Regions from separate parts of the Mus musculus genome. Here region 1 is linked to region 2. Evidence: chromatin contacts called from ENCODE Hi-C data. All regions are on one chromosome and are shown on one strand. Each heading gives the region's core, a stretch centred on a gene start or an enhancer-like site at or near the end of the contact. The rest is flanking DNA. Distances are from core to core; before and after follow the strand shown. Region 1 holds the start of Txnl4b (thioredoxin-like 4B). Region 2 holds the start of Nip7 (NIP7, nucleolar pre-rRNA processing protein).

Evidence for each region. Hi-C counts contacts between places; a loop is a spot of excess contacts on that map.
Region 1: a loop to region 2 is called in a map of left cerebral cortex, with 7 times the contacts of the local background. The contact joins the promoter of Txnl4b here to the promoter of Nip7 in region 2. A Hi-C loop is called at or near these places in 2 of 37 maps with a recorded cell type or tissue (left cerebral cortex and v-Abl transformed pro-B cells).

Annotation. Positions count from the first base shown.
Region 1 is chr8:109,564,040-109,569,358 of GRCm38, reverse strand. It overlaps Txnl4b (thioredoxin-like 4B), which reads right to left and starts at 3,467. Exons shown (of 4, transcript NM_175646.4): 1 at 3,296-3,467; 2 at 262-469. The coding sequence starts at 393. It overlaps Dhx38 (DEAH (Asp-Glu-Ala-His) box polypeptide 38), which reads left to right and starts at 3,498. Exons shown (of 27, transcript NM_178380.2): 1 at 3,498-3,868.
Region 2 is chr8:107,052,818-107,058,872 of GRCm38, reverse strand. Nip7 (NIP7, nucleolar pre-rRNA processing protein) reads right to left here and starts at 1,996. Exons shown (of 5, transcript NM_025391.2): 1 at 1,883-1,996; 2 at 1,694-1,780; 3 at 1,462-1,600; 4 at 686-826; 5 at 1-496. The coding sequence starts at 1,938. The coding sequence ends at 377. Cog8 (component of oligomeric golgi complex 8) reads left to right here and starts at 2,136. Exons shown (of 5, transcript NM_139229.4): 1 at 2,136-2,612; 2 at 4,644-4,851; 3 at 5,833-6,055. The coding sequence starts at 2,218.

The DNA.
Region 1 (5,319 bases), core at 2,218-4,717, 2.5 Mb before region 2:
TGCACTTCACTATGCGACTGTTGCTGTGTTGGCATTTCCTGATCTCCCCAGGCCTGCTCAGTGAGGTGAGTTCTGACAGGTGCTAGTGGGGGAAGGGTGTCAGGACAGGTGTCGCAGTCTGTTTGGGCCTCAGATCAGGACAGGCACAGCTCTTGGACAAAGTGTGACAATCTACATCAATCTACATCAATCCTGTTCCTTTTCAGGATGCTGAGTGATAACAGGTGAACTTTTAATTAAGGCTGCTTATTTAAAACTCACAATATCATCCAGCTGCAGACAGACGGGGTCCTCGTCCCTCCCAAACCTGAGAACCAACACCTTCTCCGCAGTGCTTTTGATCGCCTGGTCTACTTCTTTCTTGCTGGTCAGTTTGGGCAAGAGGAAGCTCATCTTGAAAAAGTCCAATGCTAGTCCGCACTATCAATTCTGCAGTGTCTAAAGGCTGCTGAGATGAAGTGCGTGGGTCCTAACAGAAAGAAGACAACACCATTTAGTAGTGACCAGACACTGAGGTGATTTAAAAAGAAACCTTTTAGGAAGCCCATTTTGTGAAGACGTCTCACCCCTTGCTTGCCACCTCTGGGTCCATCCTGACACACTAGGTAACTTCTCACAATAATTTCTCATGTGTTTCTAAGTGAAATTAAAGATTTGAATTAGAACAGAGTAGGAGGACTGGAGAGATGGCTCAGCAGTTGATAGCACTGGCAGCTTTTCCAAAGGTCCTGAGTTCAATTCCCAGCAACCACATGGTGGCTCCCAACTGTAATGAGAGCTGATGCCCTCTTCTGTTGTGTCTGAAGACAGCTACACTGTACTCATACACACAAAATAAATAAATCTTTAAAAAAGCCACATCAGAGTAGGAAGACAAAGCAAAGCTTTAACTTCAGAGTGCTGCTCCCACCCAAGAGGCCTGGGGGAGCCACGGGTAGCTGAGTAGGGAGGCAAGCATCTGCACAAAGGAGGCCCGCCTGCAGCTGAAGGATGCGGCTGTGCCTCAGAGCACTGCCAGACTGCAGAAAGAACCACAGCTTATGGCAAGTGCTGAAGCAGACAAACTTGACCTCAGCAGTCTGGAGTAGGAGGGAGAGTGGCTGGAAGGTGGGGTGGCAGAGGTGGGGACATGATTCACCCTTTCTGCGCTTTGCATTGTTTTAATATAACGTTTACTGAACTTCCCATATCCCTACACAAAAGACTTTGAGATTCCATACTACTTCATTTGTGGACCATACTTCATGGGTCCTTCATTGACGAATGTTTGTATATTCTCGAGTCCTGACTTAAGGGGACTTCCTAGATACACTTAATCACATGGCAAACAGACCAACTAAGAGTGTGTGAAAGTCATAATTAAATAAATGACTCAGAGGAGACTGAGGTAGAGGGGCCTCATCTGACCTTCTCTCTGTCTTCCTTTGGTGCTGGGCTTCTCACTCTATAGACTAGTTCATTCTGTTACTCTTCTAGCTGTGAGACAAAGGCTAGAACTCATGCTACAAAATTGCTAGTCTAGCTCCTAATTTTTGGCAAGTCATTTCCTAATTGAAAAATCCCATGACTGACAAGTCACTATTGACAGTACCCACAGAAGATGCAACTGGGATATTAGTTACTCTGCATTTAATTTCAAGGCTTGTTAATGCTATGAAATGTGATTTGCCTTTCTCCCCTTCATCAAAAATTATATTTCGTGGTCTGGATTAGGGCTGGGAGGATAGCTCAGTTAGTAAAGTGCTTGCCTGGGAAGGGTGAGGACCCAGTTCGATCCCCGGAAGCCATCTAAAAAGAAGCCTGGCCTGCGAGAGTAGCTCACGAACTCAGTGCACTCAGCCAGATCCTTGGGATTTGGTGGCCAGTCAGCCTAGCCAGTTCACCAAGTTGCAGGGCAGCCTGAGACCTTGTTGTCAACAATACAAAACAAAACAAACCCAAACCCAAACACCTAAGGTTGCCTTTGGTGTACAAACATGCACTGACAGGTGTATATACATGAGTATATACTCATGCACATACACAACAATGCACACATAAGATATGAATAAAATTTACACAAGAAATGAAATTGTTCCACCTATAAGCCACAGTTTATTTTAATAGTTTTATGTGCATGTCTTCCTGCCTATATGTCAAATTCCCTGGGACTGGAGTTAAAGATAGATGTGAGGTGCCACGTGGGTGCTGGGAGCTGAATCCCTGGTCATGTGGAAGAGCAGTCAGTGGTCTCAACCTCTGAGCCATCTCTCCAGCCTGTAGGTCACCCTTTAAATAGGGAAGCTGACTTCCAGGAGGGGTTTCATCAACTGTGAGTGTAGAACAAATTACTGATGAAAGAGAAACACAAAGAGAATTTGGACCCGTCTCGCCGTTAGAATTCACGTAAGCAAATCCCGTACTAGTAATAAAAAGAGGAAGGGGGAGTGTGGCGTGTCACCAGAGAGGGTCGGTGTGCTACAGGCCAGATGTTGGAAGGAGGGGGAAAGCGACACCACATCCAAGACAGTGTTCGCATGAGGGATGCAAATGGAGAATCATAAAAATTATGAACACTAAACACATTTGGAAAGCCAAGTTTTGCACGTAGACAAAGGATAGCAAGTTAAAAGGCAGATTTAAGAAATGCATTGAGTCTACAAACACCAAGTGAGACGGTAACACTCAGAATGGAGAGAGAGCGGAGGCATGCCTACTTCGTTGGAATTTGGATGCAAAAGCTCTTTGGAAAGAAAACTGGCCTCCTCTTTACACAACAGCTCTACTTTTGAGAATATGAACATAGACACAAAGACCTATGTTCATGTCTGTCAACAGGGCACTGATAGTAGTAGTCTTGCGAACTATCTTATACAGCTACTAAGAAAAGATTCGGAAGCAGTATGTAAAGTCTGATTCTTCTTTTTTGTAGAAACTTAACGTGTAATGCTTTCATAGGATAATGGAAATAAGCATCCTAAGATATAACCAAAGGACATATCTGAACATGAACTTATTTTCCAAGGATCTCGCTTAGTACCCCAGAGTGGCCTCAAACTTGTGGCAATCTTTATGCCTAAACCTCACAACTGCTGGGATTACAGCGGTATGTCACTTTAATCTACGTCAGGGCTGACGTCTACAAAACACCCAACGCATGTTTTTGATAAGAACCTGGTGGTTGGGTTCCCCCTGGTTCACAGGTGCCATGGAGGACACTTCGGTCTACATGTCAGCAACCCGGGCTCCTCCACCGGTTAGCTAGGGCACAACTGCCTCTTTCCTCACTGCCATCCTGGGAAAGACCCCAACTAACCTGGGCTGTATCCTTAGAAACGCTTCCTCCGACAGGAAAAAAAAAAAAAAAAAAAAAAAAAAATCCTCCCAAACGGAAGTGAGAAACACGGACGCAGAAAACGAACGTGCCACCGCGCGCCCCAGTCAATAGTCCGGTAATCCGACAAGATTATTTTAGTTCCTTTCCACTTTGCACTGGCCGCCAGCGACAGGAAGTGACGTCATTTCCGCCCTTAGTAAACATGGCCGGTCTCGTGTTGTCCTCCCTTGCACACCCCCGAGCCAGAGGCGGGGTGTTGACTCTTACGCCAAGCGCGATTGGTCGCAAGGAGACTCTGAACCCAGAGGAAGAGACTGAGGCTCGGAAGGCCTGTTCGCGGGGTTGCACTCTGGCGTCCCGGAACCCTGGATTTGTGGGCTGCTCTCGATGGTCTTTTTGGACGGATAGAAGGCTCCGCGCAGGGCATTATGGGACGATGATGGCCGCTTTCAAACAGCGGAATTTGCCTCTTTGAGACCCTCGGATCGAGCGGTGGCCGCGCTGGCGTCTCCAGATCAGGAACCGAAGGCCTCGAGAGTCGTGCTTGGTGAGGTGAGCGTCTCTTTCTCTTTCCAGATCTGTCCTTCGGCAGCCATGGCGGCTCCAGGCGGCCGGTGTCGGCTCGCGGCTTCTGTTTGGGCCCTGATTTCAGAGTTCCTCTAGTCCTTGTTACCCAAGTTTCTCTATTTGCTTGAGCGGAGAAGTTCATTCAGCCTTCTCCGGACTTTGTCCATGTTCTGGTCTCATCCCGGTGTTTGGGAACGGCCCCACGGAGATTCAGGGGTCCTCCCTGTGCCCTCGTTTAGGGCAGTACGCGAACCTGGTACCCGATAGTTGGAGAGCCTGGGTAGGGCTTCTGGTGCCTTCCTCCTGTCTCACTGAAGAGTCTCCACTAGATCTGGCGGATAATCTATAAGTAGAGTATTAACCCTAAGAGGAAAGGGCTCTTGTTTTTCCTTTATCGGTATTGTTGAGAATAGCAAGTGGATTAACGACGCATGCAGTAAGCAGTTGCTAACCTGAGAAGTCCATTGTGGCTTCTTTGTCACCGATGTTTCTCCATAGTCTGGCCGTGGACCGCTTTATTTGCTATTTTGAGCCGCTAATTAAGTCCTTCCTTGTCCTGTGTTGTGAATAATTTCCTGTCCAGAGAAATGTCTGACTTCCTGTTCGCTTTCAATAAATGATATCTAATCAGGTTTTTACTTTGCCATTTGTTAACAAGACAGACAGTAGTCTCTGCTTGCATGCAAATGACACTTTAGGATGTAAGTCGTTGTATCTCAGCCTTCCTGTCAAGATTTCTTAATATGCATATAAGATGCGACTTTGTTTCTCTCTTCTACCTCGGGAAACTTTTGCTTCTTCATCCACATTGTGTTGCAGCGCCCCTTGGGAGAGCTGTGCATGTTAATTAGAACACAGCAAAAGAAGTCTAGATTCAAAAGTCACAGTTCTCATGCTTTATAAACTTAATCGGAATGAGAATAATTAACTACATGTCCAACATAGGTCCAAGCTTATAATCGGGTGGTGTTAGATAAAGATGAATTTGACATCAGCCAAACACCTGGGAGGTCTTACAGTCTCTGAAACACGTTCCAGACATGCTCTTTCCTAACATTTCTTGGAAGTAATTTTGGCGAACACAGTTTGTTATTCAAGAGATTTTTTTTTTTTTTTTTTTTGCCTGCTATGGGATGCTTTTTTTCTCTTTTCCCACAAACCACTACTGATCCACAACAAAAGTCAGCAAGTGTGTAGAATATGGATGGTGAAATCGTGTGCTAGCTAACTTCTCTGCTCTGTGGAACTTGTGACTTAAAGGGAATGGGATGGGTGGGTGGGAGAATGCATATCAAAAACCAGGAAGGGAAGTCAGGGTACAGGAGCATAATACCAAGTATGCAACCGTCACATCAGTGTACCAACAATTGATTCTCACAGTGGTTCTGTGGATTGTGGAAAGCAGAAGTGATTGTGGTTTCACACATAGAGAACTA
Region 2 (6,055 bases), core at 747-3,246:
GTGAAGTAACTTAGAAACCATCACTCAGAGCAAGTCTTCTGATCCAAACAAAGACGACGCAGACACAAAACAGAAACACTCTATTTACTCACACAAAACACTCTCAGGTTCTGGTTTGTCTGTTTTAGATTTTTGAGACAAGGCTCACTATGTAGCCCAGGCTAGCCTTGAACTCTCCAAGTAGCCTGAGCTGGCCTTATACTTGTGATCCACCTGCTTTTGACTCTAGAGGGCCAGAGACCCTGTTTTCACGCCATTTCTGTTGATAAGAACCCAAGTTGCGTATCTCAGTGTTGTCCAGATTTAATCTGATGGCCGCACACAGGAAACAAAGCTAAGTCCTCTCACACAGCAAAATGTTCTTGGAATGACCGTCCTAAGTCAGTGTCTCTTCATGGCGTACGTACTCCCCAATGTCTGCTTGGTGGAACACCACAATTGCCATGGGGTCCACTTTTCGGCAGTCTTGGGTAGACTTTGCTGCCACCCCAAAACCCTGGAATTGAAAGAACAGACATTCATTTATAAGGAAACAAAACAAAACAAAAACTATATTGAAACAGCTGTATCTTTGAGAACTGTGAAAGGAGCCAAGAAGTCAGTCTCCGAGCTGCTGACTGAAACTTCATCCTTTCCAGTGGGTACCTGGCATTTGCCGTGATGGATGGCTACCGTGGCTACTCACCAGAGGAATGTCCGCCATGGAATAGACAACCACTCCCTGGTACTGAGATGTGTTCTCAGTAATTCGACCCAGACCGGATTTCAACACATGGTTTCCATACAAGAAGGACTGCTCTGCTCCCGGCTTTACCCACACTTTATACTGAAAGAGAGTTAAAAGCCAAGACACAAGGATGTTGGGCTATATCCCTAAATGCGGATTAGCAGCTGCTTCCGAGTTTAAGGAGAGGTGGGGAACCTTTAAGTTGTTTGGACCCCCCCCCCACTTTTTTGTTTTTGTTTGTTTGTGGGTTTTTTGTTTTTTTTTGAGACAGTGTTTCTCTGTGTAGCCCTGGCTGTCCTCGAACTCAGAAGTCCGCCTGTCTCTGCCTCCCAAGTGCTGGGATACCCCAATTTTTGATCTTTCACCATGGAGTTCCTTCCTCAACCTAACATCGAAATTCAACCTTACATCGAAATGCTCACATAATCAGCAATTTCCTTTTTTTTTCCCCTTGGACCCTAGGATCACCCTCACCACTGGCACTTGTGTCTTCGTCTCTGCTTTCTGAGATCCAGCTGACACGGTGGAGGCCTGTTTTCCTGTAGACAACTAGGCTATGCAGCTCCATGGCCATAACCCTTCCTAAACGTGTCCAAGCAGCAATATCGACAAACAACTTCTTAGGCTGACGCTGTCCAGAAACTCGTTGGAAAGAATCTGTGCTCTGACCTGGCCGCCGTCACCCGGGACTTCATCCCGGATGGCAACCTGGAGACCAGGCCCCCACAACGTACCTTGGCATAGGGGGCCAGGTAATCCAGAGCTGTCACGTGCAAGCGGAACTTGTGGGTCTTGGTAAACTTCCCAAAACACGTCCCCAGCGACACGAGCTTGTCTCCGGAGATGTTGGCGGCCAGCTTCAGCATCATCTCACTACAGGGGCGCGGGAGGAAGGTACCCGGTGACGACCAGGGATGGATGCACGCCTCCAGCCCGCCACGCAGTGGGCAGCACGCCCCACCTCACCTCACATAGTACACTCGGTCGTTGTGCAGCCGGAAACAGTACGTGCCGTCGGGTCTGTCCACTAGGAGTTGAAGGTTCTCTCCGATGCTGAGGGCAACAAGACCAGCGTCTGAGCCGGGACCGTCCCGCCCCGGAGCCGCATCCCCACTCCCCGCACGCCCGTCCCTCATCCGCCTCTCCAGTTCTTACTACTTCGCGATCTTCTCAAACATGACCCGGGTCTCTTCTTCAGTCAAGGGCCTCATCTTGCCGCTTGCTTGGCTCCCGGGAATCCTCGTGCCTGGAGAGCCGGAAGCGGAAGTCACTTTCCCACCCGCCCACTTCCTGGGGTCCACGAACGCGTGTCTCTCTAGCCTAATTCTCCGTGATCTTTGCGCAGCCGCCGCCTACCGTGGCGGACTTCCGGGGACCGAAAGCCGGCTAGATGAGAAACCATAGAGACGGGAAATGTTTCCCCCAATCGTTTCCGTTTCCCAGGAGCGAAACCGGCTCTGAAGAGGAAGTGACGGTACCGTGCTTGAGAGATGGCGGCCGCTCTCCCTCTCCAGCCCTCCACGACCGCTTCGGCCACGACGACAGCCACGGCCGTCGCGCTGGGGGAGGTGGAAGATGAGGGCCTCCTGGCGTCGCTATTCCGGGACCGCTTCCCCGAAGCTCAGTGGCGTGAGAAGCCCGACGTGGGCCGCTACCTCCGGGAGCTGAGCGGCTCCGGGCTGGACCGGCTGCGGCGCGAACCCGAGCGCTTGGCGGAAGAGCGGGCCCAGCGGCTGCAGCAGACGCGCGACCTGGCTTTCGCCAACTACAAGACGTTCATTCGCGGGGCCGAGTGCACCGAGCGCATCCACCGGCTCTTCGGCGACGTGGAGGCGTCCCTCGGGCGCCTGCTCGACCGTCTGCCCCGCTTCCAGCAGAGCTGCAGGTGCGGCTGGCCTGATGGGGACGGGCGCGTCATTGTATCTGCCAGGACGCTATCGTCATGACCCAAGCGTAGTGTACAGGGCTCTCTCCTGATTGCCTTGTTAATCCACTTAAACTTCACAGCAGCCATCTAGGTAGGTAGCGTCATTATTTTACAGACGAGGAAGTCGAAGTGAAGTGACTTGTCCAAGAACACAGCTAGTAAGTTTCCAAGAATTGGAAGCTAGGAGTCCACTACTCCCTCATAGGCTGTTGTTTAAATAATAAACATTCAGCCAGTCTTATTGACACTTGTGATCCCAGTATTCGAGTCACAGAGTCATCATCCTAGTCTGAGTATTGAATTCATGGACAGCCTGAGCTACATGAGACATTCAAACAAACTAAAAAATGTATGCATCCGGGCGGTGGTGGCGCACGCCTTTAATCCCAGCACTTGGGAGGCAGAGGCAGGCGGGTTTCTGAGTTCAAGGCCAGCCTGGTCTACAGAGTGAGTTCCAGGACAGCCAGAGCTATGCAGAGAAACCTTGTCTCGAAAAACCAAAAATAAATAAATAAATAAAATTATGCAAGGCAGTTCATTGAGCCTGACATAGTTAACCCTATATAAATGTGGGCTGGAGGTGCTCAGCTTCAAAATGTCCATCGATAGGAAGCTGACAGATCCTATTTGTCATTGTAGGTTGTCAAAAAGCATTTCCTTTTTAAGCTATGTTACATTTCTAGGCCCTCGATCTAATACACTTAGTTCTGCTATCCAGCAGGTCAATTTTTCTTTGGAAGCTTGGATATTAAAAACAGGTTGTGTACCCCATATGTCTGAAAAGAGATTCAGGACTGCATAAAGCGAGTTTCTGGAATTACTATAGAAAAGTGGAGAAAGTTTAAGTGGGAGCGCGAAAGATACATAGCAGCACATAACATGAAGACCTGAAGAATCTTAGGGCAAAAGTGTGGCTTATAGAGTGGTTAGTGCTCTATTAGAAAAATATTAGTAGCTACTTTAAAATGTGTATCTCACCTGCATGTATGTCTGTGCACCATATGTGCCCAAAGGAGGTTAGAAGAGGGTGTCAGATATCCTGGGACTAGAATTATAGGTGGTTGTGAGCCACTAGGTATATGTGTTGGGACCTAAGCTGGGGTCCCCTGCAAGAGCAGTGATCACAGAGCCACTTCTCCAGCCTTAAGTCCAGCTAGTAAGGGATTTGTAGACGCTTTCCATACATTTACTTTATGTAAGGTCTTACATACATGCCATCTTGCCTGTCTCTAACATTCACACCAATGAAAAGACAGGTCCAGAGAAGCCAAGTACCTTGCCGTAACATAGACCTCCTTCGTGAGACCTAGAGCAGTTCAGTCCCAAATGTTGACAGTCTGGGCAGCCAATATAAATCTACAAGCCATTTTTAAAATGACATGGAGGGAGGGGTACCACCATGTTGATGTGGAAGTCAGAGGACAGCTTGTAGGGTGGGTTCTCTCTCCAGTGAGGGGATCACACTTAGGTCAGCAGGCTTGTTGGCAGGCACTAGGCACTGTACCCACTGAGCCATTGTGACGACTCCATGCAAGCAATCAATTAATGAAAAGTTTCTTAAATCTTGAGTTAAAAGTTCTTTCAAGTGTAATAGAAATTGTAGATTTGGTGTGAGGATTTTGTTTGAGATAGGGTTGCACTATGTATCTATCCCTAGCTGGTCTGCCTCAACTTCTGGAGGGCTGGGATCATGGGTGTGCCCCACCAGAGCCAGCCTTGTGGGAAGATTTTTTTTTTTTTCCCGAGACAGGGTTTCTGTGTGTAGCTCTGGCTGTCCTGGAACTCACTCTGTAGACCAGGCTGGCCTCGAAATCAGAAATCCTCCTGCCTCTGCCTCCCAAGTGCTGGGATTAAAGGCGTGTGCTACGACCGCCCAGCGGGAAGATTTTAAATAAACTAGGTAAACCATCTAGCCCGTGTCTAGTAAGTGCTTGGTAACAAACTGCTGTGTAGGATAATAAGGAAATACACTTTCCTGATCGGCTCTAGGAACTTTGTGAAGGAAGCTGAGGAGATCAGCTCCAGCCGCCGCATGAACACGCTGACTCTAAACCGGCACACAGAAATCCTGGAGATTTTAGAGATACCCCAGCTTATGGACACGTGTGTCCGAAACAGCTATCATGAAGAGGCGCTGGAGCTTGCCGCCTATGTACGGCGACTGGAAAGGAAGTACTCCTCCATCCCCGTTATCCAGGTAGCCACCTTGCCCAGGGGCCTCAAGCTGATGATCTGATAGTTAATTCTGTGATTGTGACTACACTTACACGTAGAAACCTTTGCATAGTTCATATCTTTCTGCCAGCCAGGTAAGCTGAACAGAAGATATTGGTACACTCATTCAAAGATCCTATTCCTCATGTGCCAGATACTGACTTAGGTACTAGGAATACCTTGTGAAGAATATATTCAAGGTCATGATTCTCATTAAAGCTATTCTAAGTGATATGTTGATAAATACAAATGGTAATTGGTAGATAACAATATTTCAGAGATTGGTAAATGTCTGAAGAAATAGCCAGAGAAAGCCAGGCAGGCATGGTGGGGTATGTATGTAAACTCAGCACTTGGAAGGAAGAGACAGAAGGGTCAGGTGTTCAAGGCCATCCTTAGTTGCTTAGTAAGTTTGAGGCAAGCTTGCTGAGTTATATGAGATTCTATCTCAGAAACAAACAAAACAGAACCAGGGACTAGGGTAGAGAGCTGGCAAGGGTTACTAGAGTGCTGAGGCACTGACATTGTCAGAAAGGTCTTTCCAAGACCTTAGTGATGAGAAAGAACCAGAACTTGAAGGTCTGGAGAGACAGCAAAGCAAGAAGTAGGAGAAACAACACAGGGTAAGGTGGGAAATTGGCGTTTCAAGGGGTCCCAAAGCAGCCTCTGTTATTGGACTGTAGTAGGAAAGTCTGGGGCATCAGGAAGCTGCCGAAGCTGGAGAATCAGCCAGCGCCTGGAGATCATGATGAATTTGTAGTTTGTTGATTGTGATGGGAAACCCTAGGAGGATTTTTGAGCAGGAGAACTAGTTATGTCAGCAGCTCTCTGTAAACCTGCAGGTTTTAGAAATCCACATTACATGTCAGGAAAGCCACAAGAATGTTAGCTTCCAGTGTCCAGGGTTAATAGGATGGGTTCCAAAGTATTTTTCTCAGGGTGTTATGACTCTGTTTATTGTCAGGGCATTGTGAATGAAGTGCGCCAGTCCATGCAGCTGATGCTAAGCCAGCTGATCCAACAACTGAGGACTAACATCCAGCTCCCAGCCTGCCTCCGTGTCATAGGCTATCTTCGGCGCATGGATGTCTTCACTGAGGCTGAGTTGAGGGTGAAATTTCTTCAGGCTCGGGATGCTTGGCTCCGCTCCATCCTGACTGCCATCCCTAATGATGATCCTTACTTCC